3 separate regions of the Homo sapiens genome follow, and all the other regions are linked to region 2. The links are chromatin loops, found by intact Hi-C in ENCODE. Cell type or tissue: sigmoid colon. All regions are shown on one strand. Links, peaks and the distances in the headings refer to the core of each region. The heading gives the core; the rest is flanking DNA. Region 1 overlaps ID2-AS1 (ID2 antisense RNA 1). Region 2 has its middle 41 kb from the start of LINC01871. Region 3 overlaps LINC00299 (long intergenic non-protein coding RNA 299).

The links. Peaks named below come from ENCODE experiments on the same cell type or tissue, not always from the same donor. Only the 100,000 strongest peaks of a DNase experiment are listed, where the experiment ranks them.
Region 1: a loop joins it to region 2, with 12 times the contacts of the local background. A loop is called at or near these places in 1 of 110 quality-filtered maps.
Region 3: it touches region 2 in a loop (4-fold over the local background); 1 of 110 quality-filtered maps calls a loop at or near these places.

Annotation. Positions count from the first base shown.
Region 1 is chr2:8,668,987-8,679,007 of GRCh38, forward strand. ID2-AS1 (ID2 antisense RNA 1) reads right to left here. Exons shown (of 4, transcript NR_110154.1): 2 at 4,051-4,321; 3 at 2,595-2,786; 4 at 1,998-2,291. Among named protein-coding and RNA genes, the nearest start is that of ID2-AS1, 7.9 kb to the right of the region's middle. RefSeq lists enhancers at 6,757-7,675, 7,676-8,593, 9,307-9,840, 9,841-10,021 and a silencer at 9,786-10,021. In sigmoid colon, for the core only: no CTCF peak of the experiment used is centred there; DNase peaks (open chromatin) are centred at 7,315, 7,775, 9,205 and 9,895; H3K4me3 peaks cover 2,951 bases; H3K27ac peaks cover 1,876 bases.
Region 2 is chr2:7,761,579-7,772,673 of GRCh38, forward strand. No RefSeq gene overlaps it. Among named protein-coding and RNA genes, the nearest start is that of LINC01871, 41 kb to the left of the region's middle. In sigmoid colon, for the core only: no CTCF peak of the experiment used is centred there; a DNase peak (open chromatin) is centred at 5,583.
Region 3 is chr2:8,157,962-8,169,056 of GRCh38, forward strand. The region is part of intron 7 of LINC00299 (long intergenic non-protein coding RNA 299); the gene reads right to left. Among named protein-coding and RNA genes, the nearest start is that of LINC00299, 160 kb to the right of the region's middle. RefSeq lists an enhancer at 1,050-1,551 and a silencer at 1,518-1,694. In sigmoid colon, for the core only: no CTCF peak of the experiment used is centred there; DNase peaks (open chromatin) are centred at 3,150 and 4,870.

The sequences.
Region 1 (10,021 bases), core at 6,002-10,001, 910 kb after region 2:
CCCTGCCCAATGATATGGCAGCCAACAATGTCCATTCTCACCCTAATATGGTCTAGGAACTCACTCTTACCTTTAAAAGTGCTTTGCAAATTGTAAAAGGGTATTCAAAAATGGTTACTTCCTCCTTCACTGTACCCTTGTCACAACTATTCAAATAGTCATAAACATTCAATGCTGCCAAACATGATGGTGGTTTCCAATCCTCTTCACCCTACCCAAGTCCAACATGTCACCCCTCCAATAGTCACTATGTCCCCTCACACAGGAAACATCTCAGAAACAGGCATGAGTGTCCTGACAGCTGCAGAGGAATAAGTATGCTGAAGGTCACTGAAAGTGACTGGCCAGCAGCCTCTAAATCAGTTCTATTTTCTTCCTGGCATACTACTCGTCTAGATCTTCCAGCCCCCTCCCTTGCAGTTAGGTATGGCCATGTGACCGAGTTCTAACACAGTGGTTCTCAACCAGGACAATTTTGCCTCCCGGGGACATCTAGCAATGTCTGGAGAGGAGGCAACTGTGGTTGTCACAACTAGAGGAGAGAGGAGAGTTCTATGGGAATCTAGTGAGTCTCTGAGGCCAGAGAGCATCCTGCTGAACATTCCACAATGCACAAGACAGCTCCTCACAACAATAAACACCATTCACAGGCTTTGTGGCTTTGTTCTAACTCTGATTAGCCTTTGGCCAGCTCAAATGCCCATGGTGCCAAAACCCTACACTCACCCTGTACTAATAGTTGAGAAACCCAGTTCTAACCAATGGAATGTGAGCTAATGTGTTGGAGCCAATTCCTTGCCTGATCCATAAAAACCAGCCAAGTGCAGTTGTCCAAGCTCTTTCCTCTTCCTTAGTCTGGGTGGAGATGATCCCAGGCAACTTGGAAGCCACACGCCGAATACAATGGGGCCACAAAAATGGGAAGAGCTTACATCTGTCACTGCTTGAATGAGAGCTGTCTGCCCATCAGTAACACACATTTTACACTACGAAATAAACTAGCATGTTAGAGATCTGGGTTTGTTCAAGATACCAGCTGGCATTAGCTAACTCAGTCACAAATACTTTTGCTTGTTTTCTTGAATAGATTCTCCAATATATGGAGCTCCATTTGAGCCAACATCACCTGGGGGACATCTGGATTGGCCAGTCCTATTTCAAGTGGGAGAGGGATCTCCAGGGTACATTTCTCTGGAAATCAACTTATAACTGATATAACGAGCTGGCTTATGCAAAGACACAGGAGGGGTCTGTGGGCCCATTTAAGTCTCTGAGGAACTTTTGAAATTGGTCCTCTTTAGATAAGCTCGCTACAGTTCACCTCTGGCCATTCTAGTCCTATAGGACTTCAAATTTGAATCTCTATACTCTATGTGCTGCAAGTTTAGTCGAAGATATCTTCTCTTGCCCAGTTATCTTAACCAGTCAGAGCTTAGTAAAAATAAATGCAAGTTCCTATTTCTTTACAGATTTACTATATCTGTCATAAGGCGTTTCTGCAATTGTAGTGATCGTTTACTGAGGAGGTTGCTAAATTTAGCAGATGAAATATAAGGACATACTCATACTAAGAAAAATTATTCTATTCATTGTCCAGCCAAAACTTAAATTTAAATAGGTTTCCTGCATTTTATCTGGCAACCGTATTTACTGAGCACTTATATTTTTCCAGGTACTACATCTGAGATACATTCAAATCCTCAAAATAACACTGAGCGGGGCGCCACTATCGTCTCCATTTTCAAATGGGGCAAGAGAATGCAAAAGGCTAGGTTCTCTCCCTGGGCCACAGCCCACCTGCCATTGGCAGTGCTGGGATCCCAAAGCAGCCAACACATGGGCTCTTCTCGCCTGGTCCAATGCTCAGAGGTGTGCCCGCAGGCAAGATCTGCTCAGGGAATGCTCCTTATTTCACCACCATTCCTTTAAAACCTACAGAAAGCATAGTCTTTTTTTCTAATGGGCAATCGTCAAAACACAGTGGCTGTAAGGGAACCTGAAGATGTGGTGAGGATGGTTAAGAATATCTTATTTAAAACTTTCATGTTTTGGAACTATTGTAAAATATCCATAGTAAATATTTCCTTTTTTAAAGCTTGCATTTCTCTCAGAGATGGGTAAATGGACGTGATCCAGTTTCAGCAAGTCTTAGGAGGCAACTCGGTGCGAACCTCAGGAGCACAGACTTTGAGGTCAGATGGGCGTGGGCTTAGATTCTGGTTCCACCATCTCCTGGCCGTTCTGGCATGGGCAGGTTACCTGGGCATCCTTCACACTGGCAGTTTGCTGGCCTGCAAGATATGAAAGCAGCAGTCTCCGTCTGAGGGCTCTGTAAGGGCTTAGTGCAGAAGCAGGTGAGGGAGCGCTGCCCATCCTTTACACATGGGAACCTGGGGCTCATGGTGACTCACCCTAGGACACGCTGCAAACCAGGGGTGCAGGTGCTCCCAGAGACGAAAGAAACAAAGGACTGGGTGGGAACCAAGAGCTCAGGCTCAGGGAGGGACAGACTGGGGGAGCCCTCAGCCTCACCCCCCAGGCCCCAACATGCACCCCACCCCCGTAACGGCAGCAACCAAAGAACCTCATCCCACCTTATTGCAAGGATTGCCTGCTTCTGCATTTCTTTAGTGGCTCCTCCTGGAGAATTCAGGACTCATGACTTGAACTAGCAGGACTTGATGAACTGTAACTGCATCCACCCACTCCTGACTGCTTTCTCGGGATCAGAAATGGCCACACTGGGATTGTGTCACTGGGCAACACCATCCCAGGAGTTCCTGCACCTTAAATCAACAAGACAATGGGAGAAAAAGCCTGATCCTAACCTGGAAGCATGATCATCACTCCACACTCAAATTCTTTACATTGTTGTTGTTTTTTTTTAATGTTGAAATCACTTTAAAATCTTGATAAAGAGAAGTGACGCCTCTGAGATGTTTCTGTGACACTGTTTCTGCAGTGTCTGGAGGTACCAGATGCTCTCACTGCCTTTCCAGGAAACTGTGCGGCCCACAGGCAGTCACCTCTCACCAGTGAGGCTTCCTCGTGTCTCCAGGGCCCCTGAGCTGGTACCATTCATCATACTTGGTTTTGGTTCAAAACATACAGTCATCACATAGGGTTATAAATTCTATATCTTGGGGGATAGTTGGTAGGGGTTCTTATTGGTTAAAAGAAAGTCCTAAGAATATACTAGACACATATCAAATAAAACCTGTATTTCTTTTAAAATTAAGGCACTTTTAGGCGGGGTGCAGTGATGCCTGTAATCCCAGCACTTTGGGAGGCTGAGACAGGCAGATGACTTGAGCCCAGAAGTTCGAGACCAGCTGGGTAATATGGTGAAAATCCATCTCTACAAAAAAATATAAAAATTAGCCAGATGCAGTGGCTCACATCTGTAATCCCAACACTTTGGGAGACCAAGGCAGGAGGACCACTTGAGCTCAGGAGTTTAAGAACAGCCAAGGCACCATGACGAAACCTCGCCTCTAAAAAAATACAAAAATTAGCCAGGTGCAGTGGCATGTGCCTATAGTCCCAGCTACTCGGGGGACTAAGGCAGCAGAATTGCTTGAGCCCAGGAGGTAGAGGTTGCAGTGAGCTATCGCACCACTGCACTCCAGCCTGGGTGACAGGAGTGAAACCCTGTCTCAAAAAGAAATAAATAGCTGGGTGCTGTGACACATGCCCATAGCCCCAGCTACTTGGGAGGCTGAAGTAGGAGGATTGCTTGAGCCCAAAAGGTTGAGGCTGCAGTGAACCATGATCATGCCACTGTACTCCAGCCTGGGCAACAGAGTGAGACCCTGTCTCAAAAAAAAAAAAAACAAAAAAAACAGGTAGGTTTGTTGGGTGTAGGGATATGTTTATTTTATGCACTATAAATCATGTTGTTATAAAACTTTCAGGAAAAATACACAAATAAATTATCAATGATTACAACTATAATGAATGCACAAGATTATACCTAGAAACTCTGTACCCCCAATTTCTCTTTTGGAGGCCACTTTATGAAACAAATCACCCACAAAAGTATTGACTTACGACAATGAGTTACTCTACAGTCCCACTGGCCAGGCTCCAGCAGGCAGCCTCACGATGTCTTGTGTGCTTGGTCAGTTGGTGGCTGGGGCTGAGGTCATCTTACTGGGCTGGACATCCACGGAGTCCTCTTTTATTCCCAGCCAGGTGCTCAGCTGGGATGACTGAGGCTGGCCCCTTTTTTAGCCCTTTCCATGTGGCCTCTTCATGCCACCAGCTTAGACTTCCTCACTGCATGGTGATCTCAGAGATGTCTGCATTTGTTACATGGTGACTGTAAGAGAGAAGCCAAGAAACCAAAACCTTTTAGACTATAACCGTCCCACTTCAACCAAACGCCACAGAAAAGACTGTGGCCCCAACTCTAACCCCATCAGCAAAGGGGAGTGAAGAGCTAGATGGCCCCCCTCAGTCTGCTGTCAGAAGACGCCACCCTGAACAACAGGATGGTGTCAGAGAAGGTGCAGTGGGGAGCAGACAGTCATCCCTGCAGGTCAGCAATAAGCATCAGCAGAGGCTACCTGGGAGCCTGAACACCCACCCACCCCATCCACCACCCAGGGGATAATCAGGCACTGCTCTCTCCCCACTGAGGTTGTCAAGGTTGAGTAAGAACTGCGACATTCATCACCTTCCAATGGTAAGATGCCTCCACCCCACAATGTCATTGGAGGCCACGTGAGGAGCACCTCCTCCCAAGCCAGGGTGGTGCAGCAGAGGCCACTATAATAGAAGATTTAAATAAGCTCCACATCATAACATTACCCCCAAAACGCCCAGGTTTCAAGAAAAAAGAAAAAAAAAATCATTCATCATTCCAAGAACCAGGAAAAGCTCAACTTGAACGAGAAAAGACAATCAACAGTTGCCAACACTGAGGTGACACAGATGTTGGAATAATCTGACAAGGACTCTGCAGGGGCCATCAGAAAAATCTTCTAATGAGCAATTATGAACAGGCAAAAAAAAGATGAAAAAATAGAAAACTCAGTAAAGAAGCAGAAGATGTAAAGAAGAATGAAAGGGAAATCTTAAAACTGAAAAATACAGTAACCAAAGTAAAAACTCATTGAATGGACTCAAAAGCACAGTGGAGAGGGCAGAGGAAACCATCTGTGAACCTGAAGACAGAACAACAGAAATTGCCCAACTGAACAACAGAGAGAAAACAGATTTTTTAAAAATATATTAACATAGTCTCAGGGACCTCTGGGATTATAATAAAAGATCTAACATTAGTGTCATTGGAGTTCTGAAAAGAGAAGAGAAAAAGGGCAGGGCTGAAAAAGCATGTGAAGAAATAATGGTTGAAAATTTCCCAAGTTTGGCAAAAGAAGCTGTCTAGAGAACCTCAAACAGAATAAACCTAAAGAAATCCATGCCTAGAGAGATCATAGGCAAACTTCCAAAAATGAAAAGACAAATCAAGGAGAGAGAAACCACACCTTACTTACATTGGGGAAAAAGCAATTCAAATAACAGCAGATTTCATATGAGAAATCAGATTTTGTCATGAGAAACCCTGATAGAAGGAAGAAAGCACCACAGAATGTCAGGTGCTAAAACGAAAAAACACTGTCAACCCCAAATTCTATATCCAGCAAAAATATCCTGCAGAACTGAAGGCAAGAACAAGACTTCAGATGCGGGAAAACTAAGGGAACATGTCACCAACACACCTACCCTAAAAGACTGTCCAAAAAATGCTCTTGAAACAGCAGGAATTACTCAAACGGAGACTAATGGAATATCAGGAAGGAAAAAAGAACAAAGGAAAAAGAGAAAATGCGGGTAAGTATAACAGATTTTCCTTCTCTTGAATTTCTAGAAACGAGTGTACAGTTAGTTTCTTAAAGCAGGCGTCCCCAAAACCCCAGGCAGTGGGCTGGTACCGGTCTGTGACCTGTTAGGAATCCCAGGCAGAGCAGGAGGTGAGCAGTGAATGAGCATTACTCCCTGAGCTCCGCCTCCTGTCAGATCAGCCACAGCGTTAGTTCTCATGGGAGCGCAAACCCTACGGTGAACTGCACATGCCAGGGTTCTAGTCTGTGGGCTCCTTAGGAGAATCTAATGCCTGATGATCTGAAGTGGAACAGTTTCATCCCAAAACTATACCCCTAGTACCCACCACCCATCCCCCAGCCCCACTCCCTCAACCCTCTCCCAACCCCCCATTGGAAAAATGGACTTCCATGAAGCCGGTTCCTGGTGCCAAAACGGTTGGGGACCGCTGCCTTAAAGGGTCCAAGTAGGCTCATTCTCACCCAGCAGTCTGCCTACTGCAGGGTTCATTTAAGAGGCCGATTATTTATCCAGGGCTCATTTAAGAGGCCAATTATTTATCTGAAGCTTCTCAAATTGTGGTCGCCGCACCACCGGCATCAGCATCTCCTCGCCATGCTTGCTTAAAATGCTATATCCTGGGCTGCTCACCAAACCTACTCAATCAGAATTTATACAGGTGGCCACAGAACTCTGGGTGTAAACGTGGGTTTCTTACATAGACTAAGGTTTGAAAAGTCCTAAGATGTTAGTTGACCTTTAGTTAACAAAGGGTCAAGCTCAGTCATTCGGTGTTAACTTGGAAGAAAAATGAGAACAAACTGTTTTCACAGATTCCTGGCTCTTGGCAATCCAGCTGTCCAGGAGTGGAATACATTTCAAGGTTAAAAGAGTAATCAATGCTCCACCTGGAGTCAAGGTTACACACCTTTGCACAATGGCAGGCTGTCCTAGGAAGTGTTGGCTGGAGTCTAGGCCACCACAGAGGAGTCTGTCATTCACGTGTGCCTGCGTTTCTTCCTCTCTGAAATGGGGGCAGCCTTTCCAAACTCTTGGGCTCAAGGTGAACAGCAAAAGAGGTGTGCCGTGCACAGGCGTGTAAAAGACTATTTTTTACCTAAAGTGAATGTTTACTCTCTCCTTAAAGAGGGCCTTCGTGTTGCTCTTTTTTCTTTGAAATGGAACGTCTGTCTCTGTATTCTTCACACAGAATCCTAGAAAGTCAGGCATGATGGTTAAAATTAAATGTATGCCTTAATTTACCCATCCTTTTCTGCGGAGTCCTGATGAAGGGCAGGCCTAGGACTAAACAGGAGAGGCCCTGATGTCAGCGGAGGCAGGAAGAGGCCGGGATGAGCCCAGGACCCACCGCAGAGCTAACCAGGGCGATGTGCGCTCCACCAGCTAGAGCGCAAATCCTTCGCCCCGTGCCTAGGACTGCTCCTCCAGGAACTCCTCCAGGTCCCCTCCGCCCGCGGTGTCTCCACGTTCCCTCCTGGAGATGCAGCCTTAGGTCCTGCCCCTCCCGCAGAATGGTTCGCGGTGACGCGCGGCTGGGATCTTGCAGGACCCGCGCACGCACTCTAACTGGAAAGGAAAAGTCTGCAAACTGTCATTATTATGAGGAGAGGGCTGAATCTGGGAGTAAACGCCTTAAAGATGCGGCAAGGGGAAGAAGGAGTTCAAACTATTGAAAAACCTGTCCACCAGCCAACTCGCGCTGGCGCCGCCTGGGTAACACCAGTGCCCGGGCGATCGGTTCGCCTGCCTCCCCGGCCGAGAAAGGGCTGTGCCCCAAAGCCCTTGTCCTGTGCCCAGGACAAGCGCGTCCCGGCCAGGCCCTAGCCCGTCCCAGGGACCGGGACAGGGCTCACAGGGCGGCTGCCCCAGCTGGGAGCGCACGTGGTGCGAGGCAGGCGGGTTCCTCCTCACTGAAGTCATGGACTTGGCTCGCTGCGGAGGGGCCGGCGCGCGAACGTGGCTTGAGCCAAAAAAGAAAAAGTGCACACAATGTGTTTCTTGTTAGGGACTGCAAGCCGGGGCCTCGGGTTTTGCTTTTGGTGCCGCATTATAATATTAAGATGCAGTTTGATTCCGGACAAGTCCGTCCTTGTCGCTGGCTGGGGCGGATTCCCACGGACGCTGGTGGGCAGAGGGGGGGTGGCCTGGGTGCTGCGCTGTGGCGCGAGGGTGCACAGCGGATGGAGGGGGGGGTCCCTGCATGACCTAGGCTCCCTGCGGTGGCCGGACCCCAAGACTCGCGCCTCGGGGCGGCGCAGACAAGGCGACGCCAGCCCCGCTCCCGCCAGCTCGCGGGCGGCCCAAGATTGTTTTCCAAGACCTTATCTCTCACTCAAGTTAATTTTCTCTTTTAATTTGGTGATCGGAACAAAAGACACAGGAAAATCCTTTGTGAAAGCTAACGCAGCCACAAATCGGGGCACTTCACAGCATTTGTAACAAAATATTTGCAGTGCCCGTAGTTAAGTCGGCCCCTCCGCCAAACTTCCCAAACTTTGCTTTCTTTGAACCAAGCTGAAAAGTGATCTCCCTAAAAGGGGATCAGAAGATTGCAAGCAATTGGATTTAGCACGGAGTTCTACCTGGTGCTCTAGAGAGCTCTGGGCACACAGGATGGTGCGGGAATCCTGGAAGGAATTACAGCCTGAATGGTGGCAGGGCAGGGGAGGAGCCACTGTGAAGCCGTGGTAGTCGCTGAAACGCTTTGTTAATGCCATTTATTAGCTGTATGCGACAAGAAGTGTAAGAGGTTAGGCAGGTCTTCAAAAATATCCAAAAAGAGAAAAATAAACATTCCCTTGTTTGCTTTTTGTGGCTTTGCTCATTTTCTTCCCCTCGAGTGGCCCTTCATCTAAGGCTGTTTTAAACCCAAAATCGGTTATCTGGTTTCAGGGTAAGGGCTCCCTCTTGCCAAGGTATTAAATAAACAAGTACAGCAAAAACTTGAATCCTTATGTAATCCAAATGCCGTTTCCTCGAAAACCACAACAAATGCTGCTAAACCAGATAACAGGACCGGGAACATTCGGCCCCCCAACCCCCACCCCACAACACACAGCCTCCGCCCCCAGCTTTAGGGCCAGCAGAGGACATTTATGTTCAGGAACTCCTCTCCAGGACAGATAAATAATTGCTACTAACACTCTCAACTGCAGATGAGCACCCTTGAGGGATCCGGATGCCATAAACTGTCCGGGAGTGTTGGCATCTGGTTCTTAAAGCCAGGACCCCAGGAGGCGTCTGCGTCTGCAAGCTGACTTGGAAGTTTCTGGCCTCTTGATGTTCTCAGTCGAAAATGGTGCATTAGAAAGGGGATTGGTCTGGCCCGCGCTTTGTAGTAGTAATGAGGGCGCGAATCGCGCTAGGCTCTGCGCGCGCGAGGCTCCGCCGAGCAGGAGGACTGGGGCTGCACATCCTCCCGGCTCCCCCAGGGCGGAGAGGGGGGCCGTTCTGGAAGAAAAAATTGTTTATGCGCAACCTCCGAGGGTTCCGAGGAGTTAGGCAGTAAGACGGTGTGGAGGTTGGGGGGGCGGGGCGAGTCTTTCAATCTTTCAAAGGTATTTTTAGGAATCCAGGATCAAAGCCATTCGGCGAGAAACCGAAATAATCCAAAGGAGTAAATAAATCTCGCCATGTGCTAAGACAGTGACCTTCTCCCCATCCACCCTTCCCTCGCGCCAGCCCCACCCTGAACGCCTCGGTTGCAAAAACAAAATAAAGCAAAACCTTTTGCTTTGGCAACCTCTAAGCCACATTATGCCTCCTTTTGCAAAAGGAAGATTTCTTTCTTCTCCCTCTCCCGGCTTTTTTCCTTCGTCCTCTCCTCCGCCCCTCACCCGCCCACCCCCCCCCCCCCCCGAGCCCTTTTCTTTTCTTCTCGGTCCTCTTTCCTTCCCCAAATCACTCGAAACTTAAGACGTGCAGCGTCTGCAGGTGCGCGCGGGCCGGCGGCCGGGCCTGGGCGAGCCTGGGACTGCCGGGCCTCGCAGGCATTGATCAGCTGGGCGCGCGCGCTGAGTGACGGCGCGGTTGCCATGGCAGCCGCCTGAGCGGCGCCGCGAGGACAAGGCTGCAGGGCGGCGTGAATGGGCGGCGTCACGCGCCTGGCGCCAGAGAGTCTGCTCCGGGGCTCCGGCTCCGGCCCCGCCGCGGCCTGGCCCGCGCGCCGCCG
Region 2 (11,095 bases), core at 3,880-7,879:
ATGCAAGAAATTCTATTACTTAGGATACAAAATGATACATTTATTCTACTTTGGATGTTTACCTTTAAAATATATATTTAATCTAATTTCATTTGATATAAGTATTCTGTAATCACTAATAGGGAATGTCTAACATACTAACTCAATATTTACCAAATACTAATTTCCTTGATATGTTTCATAACTTCCCTTGACACTAAATAAGATTCTTTTTAAAGATATATTCCTATTTCCAGGTTTTGTATTTTCTCAGTAATAGGTCTAATATTTTGTTCCTATAAATTTACTAATATGTTTTGTTGGCACACCTCAGCAATGAAGTGAGTATCCTCATAAATAAAGCTTAGATTTTAGACTATAAAATTTAACTAATATTACATAACAGGATTTGACACAAACTTTGGTTTGGTCTAAGTTATGGCAGTTGTTGTTTTGTTTAAAAAGCCTTCATGAGGTACAATACACATATCATATAAATCACACATTTAAAATATACAATTCAGTGGTTTCAACGTATTTAAATATATGTGCATCCATCTCCCTACAGTTATTTTTAAACCATTTCATCACTTCACAAAGAAACCCCATATAATACCTTTTTTTGCTATTGCTGTCCTCTGTGAGAGAGTTTGTTTTATCCTGCCTGACATTTCTAGAACTGAAAGTCTCTAAATCAATAATTTTTATAAAAATTGTTCCATAAAGAGCTTTCATTAGATGTATTTTTATGTACCTTATAGTTTTGTCACTATTATAAGTACTGTATTTTTTACATCTAATTATTTGTCTTTGCTGGCATAAAAACTCCCTTTTTATATATTACTCATATATATAGCAACTTTCCTAAACTGTAACTAATTCTTACAGAATGTTTATAGATTTTTGTGAATTTTGTCTGCAGACAACTTTATTATTTGCAAACAAGAATTTTGTTACTATTTTACTGATTCTTATATTTCTTATTTCTTTTTGTTGTTGTTAATGTAATGCATTTTCTAGTACTTGAAGAAAATGTTGAAGAATAAGGAAGTGTTGATGATTGTATTAGTTCATTTTCACACTGCTGATAATGACATACCCAAGACTGGGCAATTTACAAAAGAAAGAGGTTTAATCGGACATACAGTTGCACATGGCTGGGGAAGCCTCACAATCATGGAGGAAGGCGAGGAGGAACAAGTCACATCTTACATGGATGGGAGCAGGAAAAGGGAGAGAGCTTGTGCAGGGAAACTCCTGTTTTTAAAACTATCAGATCTCATGAGACTTACTCACTATAACCAGAACAGCATGGGAAAGACTTGCCTCCATGATTCAATTACCTCCCATCAGGTTCCTCCCACAATATGTGGAAATTCAAGAGGAGATTTGGGTGGGGACAGAGCCAAACCATATCATTCTGCCCTGGCCCCTCCAAAATTTCATGCCCTCACATTTCAAAACCAATCATGCCTTCCCAAGAATCCCCCAAAGTATTAACTCATTTCAGCATTAACTCAAAAGTCCAGAGTCCAAAGTCTCATTTGAGACAAGGCAACTCCCTTCCACCTATAAGCCTGTAAAAGCAAAAGCAAGTTAGTTACGTCCTAGATACAATGGGGGTAGAGGCATTGGGTAAATATGGCTGCTTTAAATGGGTGAAATTGGCCAGAACAAAGAGTCTACAGGCCCCATGCAAGTCTGAAATCCAGCAGGGAAGTCAAATCTTAAAGCTCCAAATGAGCTTTTTTGACGCCATGTCTCACATGCAGGTCATGTTGATGCAAGAGGTGGATTCCCATGGTCTTGGACAGCTCTTCCCCCGTGGCTTTGCAGGGTACAGCCTCCCTCCCAGCTGCTCTAATGGGCTGGCATTGAGTGTCTGCGGTTTTTCCGGGCCCATGGTGCAAGCTGTCAGTGAATCTACAATTCTGGGGTCTGGAGGATGGTGGCCCTCTTCTCACAGCTCCACTAGGCAGTGCTCCAGTAGATACTCTGTGTGGGGCCTCTGACCCCACATTTCCCTTCTGCACTGCCTTAGCAGAGGTTCTTCATGAGGGCTTCACCCCTGCAGCAAACTTCTGCCTGGGCATCCATATATTTCCATACATCCTCTGAAATCCAGGCAGAGGTTCAAAAACTTCAGTTCTTGACTTTTGTGTACCCACAGGCTCAACACCACATGGAAGCTGCCAAGGCTTTGGGTTTCCACCCTCTGACGCCACATCCCAAGCTGTAGCTTGACCCCTTTTAGCCATGGCTGGAGTGGCTCAAATGCATCGCACCAAGTCCCTAAGCTATAAACAGCATGTGGGCCCTTGACCTGGCCCAAGAAACCATTTGTTCTTCCTAGGTCTCCAGACCTGTAATAGGAGGGGCTGCCATGAAGACTTCTGACATGCCCTGGAGACGTTTTCCCCATTGTCCTGGGAATTAACATTTGGCTCCTTGTTACTTATGCAAATTTCTGCAGTTGGCTTAAATTTCTCCTCAGAAAATGGGACTTTCTTTTCTATTGCATTGTTGAGCTGCAAATTTTCCAAACTTTCATGCTCTGCCTCCTTTATCAAACAGAACACCTTTAACAGCACTCAAGTCACCTCCTGAATGCTTTCTTGCTTAGGAACTTCTTCCACCAGATACCCTAAGTCATCTCTTTCAAGTTCAAAGTTCCACAAATCTCTAGGGCAGGGGCAAAATGTCACCAGTGTCTTTGCTAACACATAACAAGAGTCACCTTTGCTCCAGTACCCAACAAGTTCCTTATCTCCATCTGAGACCTCCTCAGTCTGTATTTCTTTCATTGTCCATATCATTATCACCATTTTTGTCAAAGCCAATCAACAAGTCTCTAGGGAGTTCCAAACTTTCCCACATTTTTCTGTCTTCTTCTGAGTCCTCCAAACTGTTCCAACCTCTGCCTGTTGCCCAGTTCCAAAGTTGCTTCCACATTTTTGGGTTATCTTTTCAGCAGTGCCCCACTCTACTGGTACCAATTTACTGTATTATCCATCTTCACACTGCTGATAAAGGCATACCCAAGACTGGGAAATTTACAAAAGAAAGAGGTTTAATGGGACTTACAGTTCCAAGTGGCTGGGGAAGCCTCATAATCATGAAAGAAGGCAAGGAGGAACAAGTCACATCTTACATGGATGGCAGCAGGAAAAGAGAGGGAGCTTGTGCAGGGAAACTCTTGTTTTTAAAACCATCAGATTTCATGAGACTTATCCACTATCACAAGAACAGCACGGGAAAGACCTGCCCCCATAATTCAATTACCTCCCATGAGGTTCCTCCCACAACACGTGGGAATTCAAGGTGAGATTTGGGTGGGGACACAGCCAAACCATATCAACGATAATGAAAAATCTCATCTTTTTCTAAGGTAAGTGCAATGTATTTTATAATTCACCATTAAGCATGATGTAGATTTTTGATAGATGCCTTTTCTGGTAAAGACACTTACATTTTATTTCTAATTTCTTAAGAATTTAAAAAATTAATACAGCTTACTGATTTTCTTCAATTTTCCACATCTATTAAAATGATTATTTTATTTAAATCATTCATGTGTCAAATCATGCTAATGGATATTTTGATATTGAGCCAGCAATGCATTACTTGGATATTCCCTATTTGATCACTTTTATACATTATCAGATTGAGCATCATAAAATTTTATTTAGAATTTTTGTACCACTTTTCATAGATGAAATTAGCTACTTTCTTTTCTCACAAAAACGATAAAAAACTAACATAATCCAATCACAGGCAGGGTTAGGAAGTTTATTCTCCCATATTTCTTGTCAACTTAAAAGTACTGACTGAAAGCAGGCTCTGTTAAAAAAATAATAGCATGCAAGAGTCTAAACACCAGGCCAGTCATCATTATGAAACATTATGTATCACCATGGCTTCAAAGGTAAGGTAAAACAAGAGCCCTTTCAAACTAGCAGCACCTCCCTTAGAAAAAAACTGAGGTGTTGCTAGTTTGAAAAGACTCTTGTTTTAACTTCCCTTTATGTAATAATTATTAAATTTTATATATGTAATAGTTCAAACATTTTATATATGCAATAATTATTACTTTACATATATGAATTAAATATGAATATATATGAAATGATATATATAGGGCTTGTATTACACATATAATTTAGCCTGAAAATATTGACACATTTATAATGAGAAAAATCTTCTGATTCAAAAATACAGTATGAATTTCTGTTTGTCATAGTCTTGTATTTTTCTGTCTCTGGAGCATTTTCAAATTTTCTTATTATAAGTCACATATATCTTAAGTTTTTTCCTAAATATTGTTTTGTTACTGTTTTTGTTAATGTTTTATTCTTCCCCATATATATTTTTTCATATATGGAAGCTATATATGTTATCTTTTTAATTTTATATGCCCCTTTTTATGAACTGAATTTCCTTACTGTTTGTATTTCTTATATAAGAATATAATCATACCAGCCACAAAAGTTCAGTATTACTGCCTGCTTTTTAGTTAGTATGTCTTTAGTTTGTTTCTCTTATCTAGTTGCATTCACCAGAATGTCAGAAATGATGATGGGGAGATCCTAAGCAAGCTGCTGTGGATGCAAAATAAATCAGACACTAGGTCCCTGTCCTCACAGGGTTAAATGCAAGATTTGAGCTGAAAGAGAAGGAAGCTGACTGGGTGTTAACACACTCTTTCTCTGTGCTACTCTTTTTGACAGCAACTATCAGTACTCTGTCATTTATTTCATAATTACTTGAGTTTTGGCCTCTTTCTCCCATAAAAATATAACTCTATTGTGGAAACAATTCTGTCTTTGAGATCATCACTTTAACTGCAGGGCCTAGAATGTGTAGGCATCCACTACATATTTGGTGACAAATGAAAGCCGGGTGGGCGATGTACAGCCACAGGCCACATCCAGCCAGGCATCTATTTTTATGCAGGAAGCCCCACAGAATCACAGCCACTCCCGTCGCTGTGCGTGTTTTCTAGAGCTGCCTTTGCATTATGTCCAGCAAAGATGAGTGATTACAACAGAAACCTCAAGGCTCACAAGGACGAAACTATTCACTGTCTCACCTCCTACCATTGATGGAAAACGTCGGGCAGCCCTGGAGCTGAAAGATGAATGTCTCAAAGGAAGATGTTCCTTCATAGCAGGCCGTTGGAATCAAACACAGCTTTAATTTGTGGAATTATTTGTTTAATAGCTCCTGTTTTAACCAAAGGTGAGAGAACCGGCATTTGTTCTGCCAGAGGATGAAGTTGATTTGCCTGCTCAGTGTCAGGGGACAGTCTGCTTCTTCCAGGGACAGTGTTACATCCCATACCTCAGTGCACCTTGAGCGGTGTCCAGGGGTGTGTAAGTCAGGACTGACACATCACAGAGGCAGGGAGACCTGGACACCCCACCATCCAGAAACAACATTGGCCCAGCTTGGTTTTGCAGGGTAGCCCAGCCCAGGCCCTGTCTCCCTGCTAACTCCACCCGTCGTCCCTCTCCAGGTCCCCCCGGCTGTGTGCTCTGTCAGCACCCCCAGAAGATCCAGTAAATGTCACACTAGGATGCTCCCCATGACCAAATTAGTCCTGACTGTGTGAGCTGCTCTCTGGCAGCCATCACCTGCCAAGCCGCGGCTACACTGTCCGGAGTGCGTGTTTACCCTGAGAAAGCGTAGCCTAGTGCTTCTGAGGAACCGCAGACCCCTAGGCAGGAGCCAGGAGAAGACCGCCAAGCACGGCGAGGCCGGCCGTGCTACCAAATAAGGCACCTCTCCTGCAGGGAGCTGGGACCTAAGGGACTCGCGCTGGGCACGGGGCAGGCGGCGCCCATGTCCCCTTCCCACGGTGCCCAGAGGGCCTGTCCCATTTGTGAGCAGCTCCCAGGCCGTCCCCCAGCCAGGTGTCCCGTTCGAGGACGCGAGCTCTTCCACTTGTCCCTTGCCCGGGGCCCTGGCTTTCCCTGGGCTCCCCTCATGGTTCACCTGCTCTCACTAAGACGGGGCAAACGAATAACGGGGCTTTTGAACGAAAACGTGGTCGCAGGGCCATTCACAACAGTGTAAGGGGTTAAGACACCTCACCCAAGAGCACGACTCCCGCCGCACCCACAGACATGCACACCAAACAAACCACACCACACACACACACATCACATAGAGACATGCACAACACACACACACCACACCACAACATATCACACCACACACACACCACACACATCACATAGAGACATGCACAACACACACACACCACACCACAACATATCACACCACACACACACCACACACATCACACAGAGACACACACACCACACACACACCACACCACACCACACACACACAGGCACACACCACACACACCTCACAGAGACACACCTCACGGAGACACACGCACCACACACACCCCGTACCACAACACACACACACCCCCAACACACCACACACACACAGCATACACACCACACAGACATATGTACCACACACACTCCACACCATACCACACATACACACACCATACACACCACACACACCATATACACCAGAGACACATGCACCACACACACCCCACATCACACCACACACACACACACACACCATACACACCACACAGACACGTGCACCACACAACACACACATACACCATACATATGACACAGAAACACACACCATACACACCACAAAAATACCACATCACACACATCTCACACACCACAAACAGCATACAGTACAACACACACAACATACACATACATCACATACCACAATATAAAAACATAGACATCACAGACATACCACAGCACACATTACACCACACCCACACTACACGCAGCACATAGATGAACACACCACACACCCACACTGCACACAGATACACAAACCACACCACACCCATGCACACCACATACAACAATATACACCACAACACACACCACATACACACAAACACCACATACATAAGCAGAAACACACAACAGAGGGGTGAATGTGTATGCTGGGAGGACCTCCGTGCAGCCCAGAGGAGACTCCATGCAGAGCCTCCAGGGCAGATGCTGCAGCCTGCGAGGAGACCTTCCCTGCAGATCAGGTGACTGGGGTTGCTGATGACCCATTAGCACTTTATGAGTATTCAAAGGATTTTATCATGTACAAGATGCTCTTCAGAAATCATCCAATTTAAGTACATTTGTTTATTTTGTGTATAAATAAAGGTGGGCTTGGTGTGGAAATCCTCCCCATGCAATACCCTCAAAGGGCCAAATCCAGTCCCAAGCATCCCTGTGCCCTCAGGTCCCCTGGGAGCCATACAGTGGAGCCCCTAGATATGTGGGCCACCACCCTTTCTCCTTCTCTAGCCACGTGGAAGTCTGAGGGGACATCGCCCCAGACACGGAATCTTCTGCCTGTGCCTCTGTGGCAGGAAGAACAAGGGCTTAGTCCCACTCTTGACACCACCAGGCCGGGCAGGTCCTTGCCCGGCTGCGCCTGGAGAAAAGGACAGTGCAGGTAGAAGAAACCAACCTTTCGGGCGCCAAGTCCATCTCCCAGGCACAGTCCACCGCGTGTGCCCAAGGCTTCGTTCATTGAAGCTTCTAAATAGGAGATGGAGGGAGATGCATTTCTGGCTCCTGGTTGGGAGGTAGCGAGGGGAAAAAGAGAGAAAAAAGAGACAGAGCAAAATGTTCATAGACACCCACAGCACAGTGCTGAGGTGTGCAGGGGGAAGTTGTTCATCTACTTTGTGGGCCCACACGTGGGAGCAGGCAGCTGGCAGGGGCACAAATGGGCGCATCGTTTCTATCGCTCATGCTGCATAGGCCTGGAGGAGCAGGGCTGGTGAGTATGCATAAGAAAACTGTTGAGCCCCACACCAGAAAACATGCCCGCATTGCATTCCAGTCAAGTGGTGTTCAAGGCAGCAAAAATGTCTGAGCTAATTCTAAGGACCAGAATTCTAATAGAGCCGGCCCCTTCTATTGGCTGGGAATGTTTGTTTTGAAACAGTGGGCTCATTTAAAGGGATCATTGAAGAGATTCTTCAGGGCCCAGTTCAAATGTCATGACCTGTCTAAAATTATTTCTTCTGCATTTTTGTATCACCTTATATATAACCCCAGTATAATATTTACTATGAATTCTCTATGCAATACATTGTTCAGCGGTGTGCCTTGGAGACAGCAGGTGTTTGTTCAGTGTTTTTATTAAACGGAAGAGTGAATAGGTGGATGAATGAACAAATGACTGAATGACTGCTTTGCAGGAAGGGTACCCAAGTGGGAAGATGGAGCTTTGATCAGCTTGCACATTACTGTTTTAATTAGCTTATGTATTAGTCCATTCTCACACTGCTATAAAGAACTGCCCAAGACTGGGTACTTTATAACGGAAAGAGGTTTAATTGACTCACAGTTTTGCTTGGCTGGGGAAGCCTCAGGAAAGTTACAATCATGGCAGAAGGGAAGCAGGCGCCTTCTTCGCAAGGCGGCAGGAGAGAGTGTAAGTGAAGGCAGAAGGGCCCCTTATTAAACCATCAGATCTTGTGAGAACTTACCCACTCTCAGGAGAACAGCATGGGGGAAACCGCCCCATGATCCAATCACCTCCCTCCCTCAATATGTGGGGATTACAACTGGAGATGAGATTAGGGTGGATACACAGAGCCAAACCATATCAGCTCATGAAGAGAGCTGTGTAACCCAACAAAACATACTGGGCAAGAAACAACAAATTCTCAAATTAGTTTCCTAAAAATCAAAATATTAATGGTAGCAATGCTCAAGGCCAAAGCTAAGATGCCTGTGCAGAAACAGATAAAAAGTTAACTTGGCAATGCCTGCCGTGGTATAATTTCACATCTGTCAATTGTTTTTGTTTGCTTAAAGTTGAAGAAATAGACCAAAGACCAATTGTAAAGTTGTGAAGAAAATTCACTAGATGAAAAAAAGTAAAAACCTCAGATTATGTAGTGCTTTCCCCTAAATATTGGTAACTCTGCAGCTGCCAACAAACAGGACAGCATGTGAACATTTTTGCATTTAGAAAGTATTTGAATTTTAACTTGCAAAAGAAAACAAAATTATATCTGTTGCATTTTCAAGACAATTTTTAAGTAAAAAAAAAAAAAAAAAAAACAGCCATGGAAAAGGCTGTGAAAAGCTATGATTGCTGCTCTGAGGATCTGGGCTTTTTCTTCTCAGTACTGTAGTGAAAACAGAAATGAAAACCTTGAAAAGTAGGGGAAAACCCACATTCCATTAAGATCCTGGCAGCGGGTGCAACAATTATTCTAGAACCCGCAGCAGCCTTTTCATTTGTATCTAAGGAATGGTGGATGGACTCCCTCTATGATCTAACTTTCCTCATCCATGTGAGATTCATAGCAGGCCAGCAGATCACCACTTTTACTCATCCTCAAATGAGAAGCTGAAGCTCCGAGGTCGGGAAAACTGCACCATCCCCCATCGTTAACATGTGATGGGACCAGGATCCCAGTCCACCTTTCCCAAACCCAAATCCAGTGCTCTGTCTGGGTCCCCGCTGGCCAAGGGTCAGCAGAGCAAGCCCTCTGTCAGGTTCTACCCCTCCATAGCCTCCACACTGCAATAATTCCTGTGAGATATTCCAAAGCTCACTTTGTCTTATAATCTATATTGACATTAACTAAGAAAAGTAAAAACATATAAAGAAAATAATAAAATGATCAACTCAATCGCAAAAGTCACTATACTCAAAAACCACAAGTTAGCGACCTTACTGTACAGATCACTCTGCTAGATTGCTTTTGTTTGTCCCCATCCTATGGATGATGAAGATAAGGTGCAAATAATGATGAAATAAGGCTTAAAATTTCTAACCTAACCTTTGGGTTTTCCTTCACACACCCTTTAGAAATATATTTGTTAGATGTGATTTTGCCATATCCTAGTTTTCCTTTGTTGTCTAAAGTATTTTGAAATTCTAAACTGTCCCTTGATGACAGCACTCAGGGAACTGGCGAAGGGACATGAGATTTGGACAGAGGGAGGACGATGTGGCCAGGTGCTGGCCTTCCATGGCAAGGGCTGATGGACATAAATACAAAGGCTAGAAAACTGAAGAGGCTACATGATGAAGATTCATTAAGCCAGCACATAGACAAACAAAGCTAGGTAAGAACAATGCAGCACACCCCAGAGCAATTAAAGCTCATGCACAGCCTTGTTGGGCAGGGCAATTGATTTTAGCAGGCTTGGAACAAGAACGGGCCTCAGGCATGCTATTTTGCAGACAGAATAAAAGAACATCAGAAAAGAAAAGTGACTTGCCCAAGTTCACAGTCAGTTAAGTCAACGATGGGGCAAAAGCTCAGGCCTCTGGGTGCTTTCTCAGTATGGCTTTTATCTGCACCTGATTTCACAAAACAGACTGGAATGTGCTGAGAGGCTGCCAGGCAGGTGGTCAGCATCCATGCAGTGGGTGCTCTCACCAATGCCACACCTGGAGAGGAGGAGGGCAAAGCAGATGTCGTCCGGGTGATTTTCAGCCCTGGGCCCTTCCCCGTTCACACCTCAGGCTTCTCAGCATGTATTGCTTTGCCATGCTTTCCTCAGCTTACAGTAATAACTCCTTTTGCCTGCCACCCACACTGACATGAGCCCCCACTTAGAGATGGCTTCGTGAATATTTCAAATTTTATCAGGTGCTTTAATTAAATCATTGACATTTATGTCAGAGAGTACAAGACTGAAGTTCACTGAGGGTGGTCGTCTTGCCCAGGGTCATCGAACTGGAACTGGCACAGCCAGGATTTGCACCTAAACCTGTTGGACTCCAAGGCCCATGTTCTCTCTACTTAGAGGATAACAGCCAAGACTTCTGATTTCCTACCAGTTTCAGAAAATATGGAGCTCCCACAGCATAGGAATTCTCTCCATAACAGAATGTTATGGCTAAAAGCATGACCCATCTAAAATTCAACTTCGAGTATTTATTTAACAAATAACTACAGTACTTCATTAACTACTATAGCAGATATTTAATAAACAACGTTGTAATATGTGCCATTCAAAGCACTTTACATATATTGAAGCTTTTTGTCTTCCTAAAAACGACATAAAGTAGGAACTAT
Region 3 (11,095 bases), core at 3,104-7,103, 400 kb after region 2:
GAGTGCAACACGCTCTATTCATTAGCTTCTATTGTGTTGGGCCATTGCATCAAACCACATTATCTTCCTGCTACCGAAAGAAAAAAAGAAGAAGAAAGGAAGAAAGAAAAGGCAGTCATGAATACAACAACGCTATGTTGCCATATGAGATGTTGCAGTTTTGCTTCGAGGGTGAAATCGTTCTAGACGGAATGTAATGTTGTACCAGCTCTGGCCCCATCAAGAATGGTGAGATGTAAAGTGAGAAATCTTAATTTTGGTGGCACAGTCACACAGAATCAGAGCTAGAAATCAAAACTAGCCGAGTCCCAGTGTTTGTGTCATGAAGGCAACTGCTCGTTTGTTTACCATACTGTCAACATGCTCAGAGCCATCTCAGAATCCGCGTCTCCCGTACGTCTATTTATACCTTACCCCTCTTCCCAGCATTTGGGAAATCTTTTGTGAGCTTGCGGAAGTTTTTATTTGAGGACTTAATAAAAAGTACATGGGTTGGTAAAATTCTTGGATTTTTATCGCAGGTTTCTATTTTTAATCATCATGAGAAACGTTTTGTTTGTTTTGAAGCTAGAGATGCTTCACTTTTCTTCACTGGAATTCCACTTTTCTTCTTTTATTTATTTATTTCTCACTTACCTCATTCACAGTTCCTGGAGATATGCTAATATCACACTGTGTGGCTATGCACACAATTATGTTTTAAATAATAAAGAAAATGCAATAATAAGAAACGGTGGGCTTTGGGCTTTTGTTTTGATTTTTCTGACATTCCAGCATTTAATTGTAAAACACTCTTCTGGCTTTATAATTGCTGGCTTAGTTGATGGGAAATTGTAAGACTTTAAAATCTGAGTGTGAACAACCTTGACTGTCGCCTGCTCTCTGGGCCCACGTCACTGAAAGCTAAGAAAACAGCTCCACTCAATGGACTAACATCACCGAGAACCTCCTTCTCAACACCGGCTCTTCGCTGTGCATGTGAATACCACCTGGGTGCTGGTAGATTCTCTCTTCTTCAGATCCTGCCTCAACTTATCCCTTCCATTCATGTCTTCCCTATGTTTCTCAATTTACCTTTCTGCCACCTTCCTACAGAACACCTCTTCCCCATCCAGACCTTATCACTTCGTGTCTGGATTTGGAAATCACCTCTTCTCTGACCACTTCTCTCTGCCTGCCTCCTGATTTCAAATCAGGTAACTTCCTAAAACCACTTATATTTAATTTCTGGAGAGAGTCTGCAATATTAAAATGATTTCTTCCTAGAAAAAAAAAGTTGAAAAATTAATAGTCCAATGACCACAACCACCTGCAAAGCCCTGTTTTCCCAGCACAAGGTGAAAATCTGTGCATCTGGTGTCTGTGCGCACCCCCTGCACGCTGGTTCTCCGGAGGCTTCACCACTCCCTGTTGCCCTGCACAAGGTGCTGCCCAATTTCTGAGGGCCGCCCGGCCCTGAAAACATCGGCGCAGCCACACTCATCATGGCACTTGCACTCATCACTGCTGCCAATGCAGCAAACTTAGGCTCACCCATCTGACTCTCCCATCATCTAAGCCCAGTGTCCTCTCCGGTTCCAACTCCCTCCCAGCCTTGCTGGGGGGCTGGTCTCCAGTTTCACAACCTCAATTCCAGCAGCATCTTGCATAGGATGCTTTTGCTCCTCGCCTTCACCCACCTAAACTTTGTCACACTCCAATCCCAGTTCAAGTTCCTGTTTCCTGCTTGAAGCCCTCCCTGCCTTCTACCCCATAGCAGTTTGCCCCCGAGGCAGTCCTGGGCAGCTGCTGGGCTGCCTGGGACAGGCTGAGTCAATCTAACTCCAGGGAAAGCTCTTTACTGGCTGGCTGCACACACTTTCCTGCTTTCCGCTACAGAGCACTAAATATGTCGCTGGTACTGCTCAGAAAGGGCTTTCAAATGCTTTAAAATCTGTATAAAGAAGACACTAGTTACATAGATACGAAGTATTCTGCTCTAAAAGTTTTTTTCCCAACACAAAATGAAGCTTCTCTTCTCTTTAACTTCCTAGGATTCAAGCTCCCTCGGGTGCACTTACAAAGTCCAGAGAAGCTTGCAGGGTGCTCCCAGGGCACTGACTGAGCAGGAGTGGGAAACAGGTTGCTAATTCTCTAGGCCCCTCCCTCTGCCAGCAGAATCGGCTGCATTATGTTAGGGTCAAGTCACAGGAGGACACAGGACTCTCCCAAGCATGGCCTACCCCAACTCTAGGCTCTAGGCCCAGGGGGCTCCACCTCCCTCCCCAAACACCTCATGCCCTAACGCTGGCTTCACTTTGACCTCTACACCCCTTTCTGTCATGGTCTGTCTGCTGGAATGCCCTTCATTTGTGTTATAAGGCCCAGTTCAATGTTCACCTCTCTAGGAAGACTTCTCTCCTCTCCCCAAATGAAGCATGAGCTACCCTCACCTCCTGCATACTCCTGCAGCCCTTTGAACTCGGTTTTCACTTCTGTTTTTTTTGTTTGTCTGCTTGTCTTGCTGTTGCACCTCTCTCTACACTGAAGCTAAGATTCACCATTTTGCTTCCTCCTAAGAATTCCTCTTACACCACAACCTCTCACCCTTTGTCCTTGAGTTTCTCAGACACCCAACTTGAATTCTCAGTGCAAATCTGGGAGTCAATGAAAGAGCAAGTTGGAGCTGTGAAATCACCCTCACCCCACCACCCATCCCTCTGCTGTAAAAAGAAATACATGCAAAATTGCTGAGAACAAGATCTGGAAAACAGTAGGTGCTTAAATGAGGCTAATGGCTTCCCTTCTTTCTCATTGCAGGAAATACGAATCCTAACATGATGAATTCCCAAGTATTTTAAATGATAATAAAATATTTCCAGCTCAAGTAGATATTCAAATGAGAGCGATGTTGCTAAGAGCTGAGCCTTGGAAAAGGCCTGGAAAACGCTGCAGTAAAAACTCTCCGGACTTTCTCTGTGTATTCTCTAACTCAACTGGCAACATGAGCCACTAAATGATGCTAAAGACACAGGTTTCATTGCATTCTTGACTTTTTTGCTCTTCGGCCAAATGTCAGCGCCCCCAATTCACGGCTCCAAGAGGACCTGTCCGTGAGAGCACCAGCCCAGCCCCCACCTGTGTGAATGAAGAGACCCATGTATCCAGAAAACTACAAGTGACATGTGCAGAGTGACAGCGAGAGCCCTGATCACAGTTCCTGTTTCTGTCCAGGGCTGCTTGTACCACAACAGGCCATCAGATGGACGCTGTCCACAGTCTATTACGGCAAGGGGGCAGGAGGCCTGGTGGGAGCCGGTAAATGACTCTGCCCTCTGGGAGGGATACCGGGGTGGTTGGGGAACGCATCTGCTGTGCGCCACACCCTCGTCTCCAGGCCCTGCGTGCTCAGTGGGCTCTCAGTTGCCAGGTCCGACCTGGGTGGAACATCGTTTCCGAGCTCTGTCTCGAAGTGAGTTCCATAGACAGTTTGGTCCTAGGTCCTAAATCTCCCTGCTTTCTGGCATATCATCTTACGGCTCTTATAGGCGCGCGCACACACACACACACACACACACACACACACACACACACAATCTGTCCTCTCCATCCAAACACAAAGGCTTTTTTTTTTTCTTTTTGAGACGGAGTCTGGCTCTGTCCCCCAAGCTGGACTGCAGTGGCGTAATCTTGGTTCACTGCAAGCTCCACCTCCCGGGTTCACGCCATTCTCCTGCCTCAGCCTCCCGAGTAGCTGGGACTACAGGCGCCCGCCACCACGCCCGGCTAATTTTTTTTTTGTATTTTTTAGTACAGACGGGGTTTCACCGTGTTAGCCAGAATGGTCTCAATCTCCTGACCTCGTGATCCGCCCGCCTGGGCCTCCCAAAGTGTTGGGATTACAGGCGTGAGCCACCGTGCCCGGCCACAAAGCCTCTTTAAGTTTACTTTTTTGGGGTTGACAGCAAGTTGTTCAATACAGCCCTTAAAATATTTATTATTTTAAGGAAAGTAGATGCATAGCTGTGATAACTTCAGCAAATAGTTTTAATTAAGCTGATTTAATGAAAATCCAGTACAATTTTGATTTTTTAAAACATTTGTATATGTGTTATCTCCAACATACCTAACAATTCTCTGTGATTCTAACTCCAGCATCTTCTGAGGCTACAAGTGTCACTTTTAAACCAGTGAGTTACTGCAGGGAATTTAGTCAGCCCACCTGGTAACAGCCCATTCGCCATCTTCCAGTTGTGTTTTATCCTTTGTAAATGTCGTAATTTCCAGAACCTTACTCTGAACATTTTCAATATCTACTCAGTATACACTGAGGAATTTAATTAATTTTCATTTTGTTCAAAGTTAAAATTTAATGCAGTGCTCAGTTTAAAAATAAGATATGTATAAATTATAATTTAGCGTGCATTCTAAAGTGAATTATTACCTGGGGTTTATTAAATAAGCTCCTTCTTTGGTATATGAAGGGAGGTATCAGTGGTCACATTTCACTCTGGGGAAGGAAAGGAAGATTGACTGAGGCCCAGCCAGGCACCAGACAGTGAGCCAGGTGTTTCCATGCCCCTCGCCTCCCTGAGCCTTGCAGTCATTCTGCGGGGTGGGCGTCTGTAGGAAGGAACGTGGGACCGTGTGATAATCTGGACATTGCGCTTGCACCGGAATTTCTTCCTGCTGGTTTTTGTAGGTCTGTGTTTCCCAGCCATTCAGTGAGAGGCACGGGAGAGAGCGGACACACTGAGAAAGGCTGAACGGCTGGTCTTTTCTATTTAAGGGAATCTCAGAGCACATGCCATAAATTATCCTCTCCTCAGTTTTCTTGACGCACATGACGAGTCCTGAGTCAACCTTCAGGCTTGGTCCTGTGGCGGCATTGCTTGTGGACTACTGAGCTGCCGCACGTGTCACAGCCAGACACGCACGGGGTCATTCCACCACCCAGGGCTGGCCCCCACCCTCCATGCTCTGCTCCATTGTCTGGGCAATGGAAGGCGATGATGGTGAATGCCTTTTTCTTTTTTTTTTTTCCCCGAGACTGAGTCTCACTCTGTTACCCAGGCTGGAGTGCAATGGCACAATCTCAGCTCACTGCAACCTCTGTCTCCCGGGTTCAAGCGATTCCCCTGCCTCAGCCTCCCGAGTAGCTGGGACTACAGGTGTGTGCCACTGCGCCTGGCCTGAATGCCTTTTTAAAAAAGTAACAGCATACTTAGAGTTTCCAAGTTTCCAAGATACCACATTATACCTGACACGCTCATCTCACCGGACCCAGCCTCTCGGGGAAGAATATTGTAACTTCATTCTTCAGGCCTCTCCTTTCCACAAGGACTCCCTCCCCAACTCCTGATAAGGATGTTATTTTCCACAAAAAAATATTGTATACAATTATTAAATAAACAAAGGATTCTGGACAGTCACATCTCACTAAGCCACAAAACGGCCACCCTGGGGTGTGCCCTTCCTCACAGTGCTTTTCTTTTTTTTTCTTTCTTGTTTTGAGATGGAGTTTTGCTCTTGTTTCCCAGGCTGGAGTGCAATGGTGCGATCTTGGTGCACCACAGCCTCTGCCTCCCGGATTCAAGCGACTCTCCTGCCTCTGCCTCCCAAGTGGCTGGGATTACAGGCACATGCCACCATGCCCGGCTAATTTTGTATTTTTAGTAGAGACAAGGTTTCTCCATGTTGGTCAGGCTGGTCTCAAACTCCCGACCTCAAGTGATCCACCCACCTCGGCCTCCCAAAGTGCTGGGATTATAGGTGTGCGCCACCACACCAGGCCCATGGTGCTTTTCCATGGCCACCGTGCCCTTCCCCAATCTCACAGGGGTGGCTGGGCTCCCACACCAAGGCCTGGCCGCCTTCCTGACCTCCAGCTTTCTTTTTGGCTAATCTTCCCAATCCACAAATCGTTGCATCTTAAGAATAGAGCACGGTTCTCGTCCTCAGTTTGACATACTAAACTACTGGCAAAGATGTATTCTTGGGACAGCTTTTTAAAGTCTGTCTGCAAGCAGCACCAAGATTAAATGCATCTCCCCAGCCTGAATGGGGATGGCATTTTTCACAAAGAGTGGTCCTGCAGGCCAAGGAGATCACAGCTTGAACTGAACACCTGTCAGTCGGTCTAGACAGCAACTGCTCTAATTTTGGAAGTGCAGGCGATCCGTAAAGCCAGCAAGCGGGGATGACTTTAGCTTCATCTATTGTGGACACAATTAAGTAAGTGAGATATATTTATGAATTCAAAACAGCTTCGTCATTCTTTAAAATCGGAGTTGAAAATCCAAACCGGAACTATTCATATGGTTTCTCCTTTTAAGTTACAAGGTTTCCTATCATGTATATGAATGAAATATAGTTTACCAAGTGAGAATAGTTTCTTTGTATTTAATTAGAAAATGACAGCATTTTGGTGGTGGTGAACAGTCAACACAGATCGTCTAACGGAATCCTTTCCTTCACTTTTGGTTCTCTGTATTCCGAGTTTTCTTGTTTGTAATCCTATTGCTGTCTTCATTAGAATATAGAAATGCTTCTATCTTGGCCTGACATTCACTTCTAGCTGCATTATGGGTGTGATTTAAGAAAAAAAAACAAAACAGTTAACTAGGAGACTGTGTTCCTTCCCACACTGTGCCCATGGAGGCAGCACATATGTTAACTCTTTCTAGTTTTGGACGAGAGTGGGTGAATATGATACGTATTGCTGGCCAAATTCTGTGGATTTTTTTTAGCACAGTGCATTGATCTAACAAATATCTTCTTACAGTTGTACAATGCTTTGGTAGGTAGAAAGAGTAACAACCTATCATTTTATACCAAAAGGGAATTTTTACATTTTAAAAAAGCACCGTTGTGAATATAGAATGGAATATTATACAGCCAGTAAAATGAGGTTTATAAAATAAGGTATGTACATTTGCATTTAAAATAATAGAAAATATTCTTACTTCTAAAATTATTTGAACAGTAAAAATACAAAATGTTCTGTAACTATCCCTAGTTGAGATATCATACAGAATTACATAATGTTTATATGAGATTATAAATGTGCATGTATATCTTTCTCGTTGTCTCCATTTATAAACAGTGATTGTTTCTAGTAGGAAGATCAGGGTAACTTTTACTTTAAAAAATGTGTTCTATAGTTTCTGAATTTTGGTGAGGCGTCTTATTTTTAAAAGCAAAATATTCTTCAAAATTTTATTTCCAATAAAATATATTTATTTCAGCAGCCCCATGGGCAATAAAGGAAAAAAGCAATATTGCCTAGTTTTCTAATTCTGAAGATATTTTAGCCTTTCAGTTTTCCCAAATAATAATTCATGTGTAATACAAGGGAGAGATATTTCCCAACAGGTTTAGGAAAGCCTTTTTTTCCCATGACTTGTGACTTTCCAAATTATCTACAAAACGCAGAGCAGAGGGAAGAATGGAAGCTCCCATTGCCATAAAGATGTTCCTGCTTCACACTCTACTATACTTTGGCATATTATAAGCAGCTACGATGAATGAATTGATGTTCTGTCTTGTTGCCACAACAATTAGTCAAAAAGTGAAAGGCTCAGTCAGTTCAGTACGCAAGACCTTGGATGCCACTCAGGAGCCCTGCATGAGGAGAAAGGAAGGTGCAGGGAAACTTCATTGTACCCACCAGACGGCCCGAGAACCATCTCACTGCATTGCACCGAAGCATGTTTGCCTAAGACTTTCACAACCATAATTATTTCCTTTTGAAGGTAGACATTGGTTTCCTAAGGATTTGAACCGATTAACTATTAGCCTGGTGCAAAAGTCATTGCGGCTTTTGCCATTGCTTTTAGTGCAATTACTTTGCACCAACCTAACAGTTGCATGAATATGCACATCTCACCTTAACAAGCCAAGTTCCTCTAACTTGCTTTCTCTGTTTCCCAGATAGCTACCCAAATCAAACAAACCCTGTATCCTTGACCTGTGTATGTTGTTTTGCTTTGCTTTTCATTTTTGAAAAACTGTACTCTTGTGCATGACAGAAAATGCATGATAGAGGTGCATGATGGAAAGTCTTTCAAATATGCCCCCATAGAATCTGACCCAGCACTCCCTTCATCCCTGCCCGTAGTGGCTGAGGTTACAATCCTGCCCTCTCCTCTCTGCGTCTGCTTTAATCCACCATCAGCTGTAAGGAAGGAAATTAGTACGGGGAGAGAGAAGAATGAACACACTGTAATTGTTACAATACACTAACAGTAATATTGTGACAAACAGTTCAGTGCTGTAATTCAGTGCCTCCAAACACTCAAGTATAGTTGAGAATAAGATCTGCATTTCTTCAAGAGCTAACAAAATGATTTAGGGCATCCCAGGCCTCGAGCACTCTAGGTGCTCAATAATTGTGTATTCAGGGAATTATCTCTAATATGTTTTTCAATAAAGCTCGTTATATACCTGTTGTGAAATGTCCTTTTCTTTAATCAATCATATTTATTTCAAATCATGAGTTACAAAGAAATTTCTGGTGCAGTGGTTCACACCTATAACCCCAGCACTTTGGGAGGCTAAGGCAGGAGGGTTGCTTGAGGCCAGGAATTTGAGACCAGCCTGGACATCATAGTGAGATCCCATCTCTACCAAAAAAACAAAAAAAAAATCAAGTGGACCAGAGTATATACATGACACAGCAATCAGGTTAAATCAGAAGAGTCCCTTTAAAAATCAAAGTAAATTTTCCCAAATACATTTTATTAAAGAGAATGGAGTAAACCATGAATAAGGTTGTTAGAAGATTCCAAATTTAAAATGCAAGCAAGTTCCTCAGAAACAAAAGTATACTGCTAACTCACCCACCTTTTACAATATGTATTTTCCAGTACAACATAGCCCAGTGAAGACTGCATTTAGAATGGCAGTTATAATGCTATATGAAAAAAATAGAATAATTGTGGAATTTTTTGCATTTAATGCTGTTTTTAAAGTAAAGAACATTCAATAGCAAGAGCTAAATCAAGCATTGTACCACGTAAGCTATAGAGTAGGCAATCTTCAAACGAGCTCTGAACTATATTGTTAAATATCATTTGAAGTATTTATATGTTAATTTTCCTATAAAGGTATATAAAGGTAGAAAAAGATAAATTAGATGCAGTATTAGAATCAACAACACAACAACAAAAACTACTGAAAACGCTCTTTTGTCTAGATTGAAAAATACTTTCTAAATACACTTAAAATTTAGGTCCTTATTAATTTTATCTAAAACAATACAAATGCTTAAGTGTTCTTTCTTTTTTTTTTTTGAGACGGAGTTTCACTTTTGTTGCCCAGGCTGGAGTGCAATGGCGCCATCTCGTCTCACTGCAACCTCTGCCTCCGGGGTTCAAGCGATTCTCCTGCCTCAGCCTCCTCAGTAGCTGGGATTACAGGCACACACCACCATGCACAGCTAATTTTGTATTTTTAGTAGAGACGGGGTTTTTTCCATGTTGTTTAGGCTGGTCTCAAACTCCCGACCTCAGCTGTTCTGCCTGCCTCAGCCTCCCAAAGTGCTGGGATTACAAGCATGAGCCACGACACGCGGCCAAGTGTTCTTTCTTAATGCATATTCAAGAATACCTTAAGTCAGGAAAACATTGGTTATATTTAGATAGAAAACATAATTGAATGCTAAGTCTTCCCCAACTACTGCCATGTCAGTTCAGCCTGGCACTTATATTTTATTATACAGTTTTCTGGAAAATACCTTAAACCATGTCAGAATAGTAACTCATATATCAGAGCTGGCATAACTCCAGCAGTAGCACTGAGAACACTGCAAATATCGCAAATTTGTTGCCTCATCCTGGGCATGATAAACCCAGTTGAGGTAGTGAGGTTGGTGCAGATCCTAACTAAATGTGGGAAAGAGGACCCTCTCCCTAACCTTTAAATCCTTATGTAAAGTTTGCTATCTTGTACAAAGCATGTTATCCTTATTATAAAAATTATACCTACTCATGTAAAAATTTATTGGAAAATAAAAAAGAGACAGAAAGAAGAAAACCTTGCCTTTAGTACTCAGGTCCTTTCCTTTTAAAACCACATTGGAATCATACTGTATACAATTTCATATTTAGTTGATCTTTTAATTTAACATTATATCTTTAGCATTCCTTATGATATTAAATGTCCTCTGTGGACATAAATCACAATGCATATAACTATTCCCCTACCCTTGGACACTTAAGTGGTTATCAATCTTTTGAGATAATAAATAGCATTACGGTGAATGATAACAGAAATGTTATATTACACCATCAAATTAAAAGCACAGCACGACATGCAACCAGGCACAATTCAATCTGAATCTAATTGATTTTAGACGGCAAGATTATTACAAATCCTGGGTGCATGCATTCAATTTTTCATGATCCAAAAATGTAATAAGTGTGGCTTTGAATGTCTTCCCTGATGTCACTGATCAAGTTGCTGGAAGGTAGAAAGCAAAGAATGGACCATGACACTTCACCAGGGTTTCACCAGATTCATTTAAATACATTAACCAACGTGTCAAAAACCCGCCTTCCTCTTGTAACAACCAGCTCATACTTTCCCTTCCTGTACATGAGCACGTAATAAACATTTTCTCAAAAAGCTGATGGAAAGCTAGGTAATGGTGTGAACATCACTTTCACAATGATCAAAAAAAATGACCTATATTCAGCATGGAGGAAATGTCTTTCAATTCCTAATGATCACCTTTTTATTTACACGTGCTCATTTATAAGCCGTCAGCCAACATAGATCACTTTATGCTTCCGCTTGGAAAAGGGAAAAAAGAAAAGAAAAGAAAAGAAGTACAAGACCAAAATAACAGTGGCCTATCAAAGAGAAGTTTATCTCCCCTGCAGGCTAACAATCCTCTTTGGTTAGCTCAGAATTTCAGGATGCCCTGCCCTTATGTCCCCACCTTGCCTATAAGTGCTTCTGCACAAGAAGCAGGGAAGAGTGGGCTCAGAGTCACCGCCCCCACCCCAGCAAGTGAGGGATTTCACCCAGGACTGACATGCATCTCCTGGCTCTACTCTCTGGGTTATTACCAAAGCAAATCACAGGCCCACAGTGAACTTTGAAGAAGGCAGAA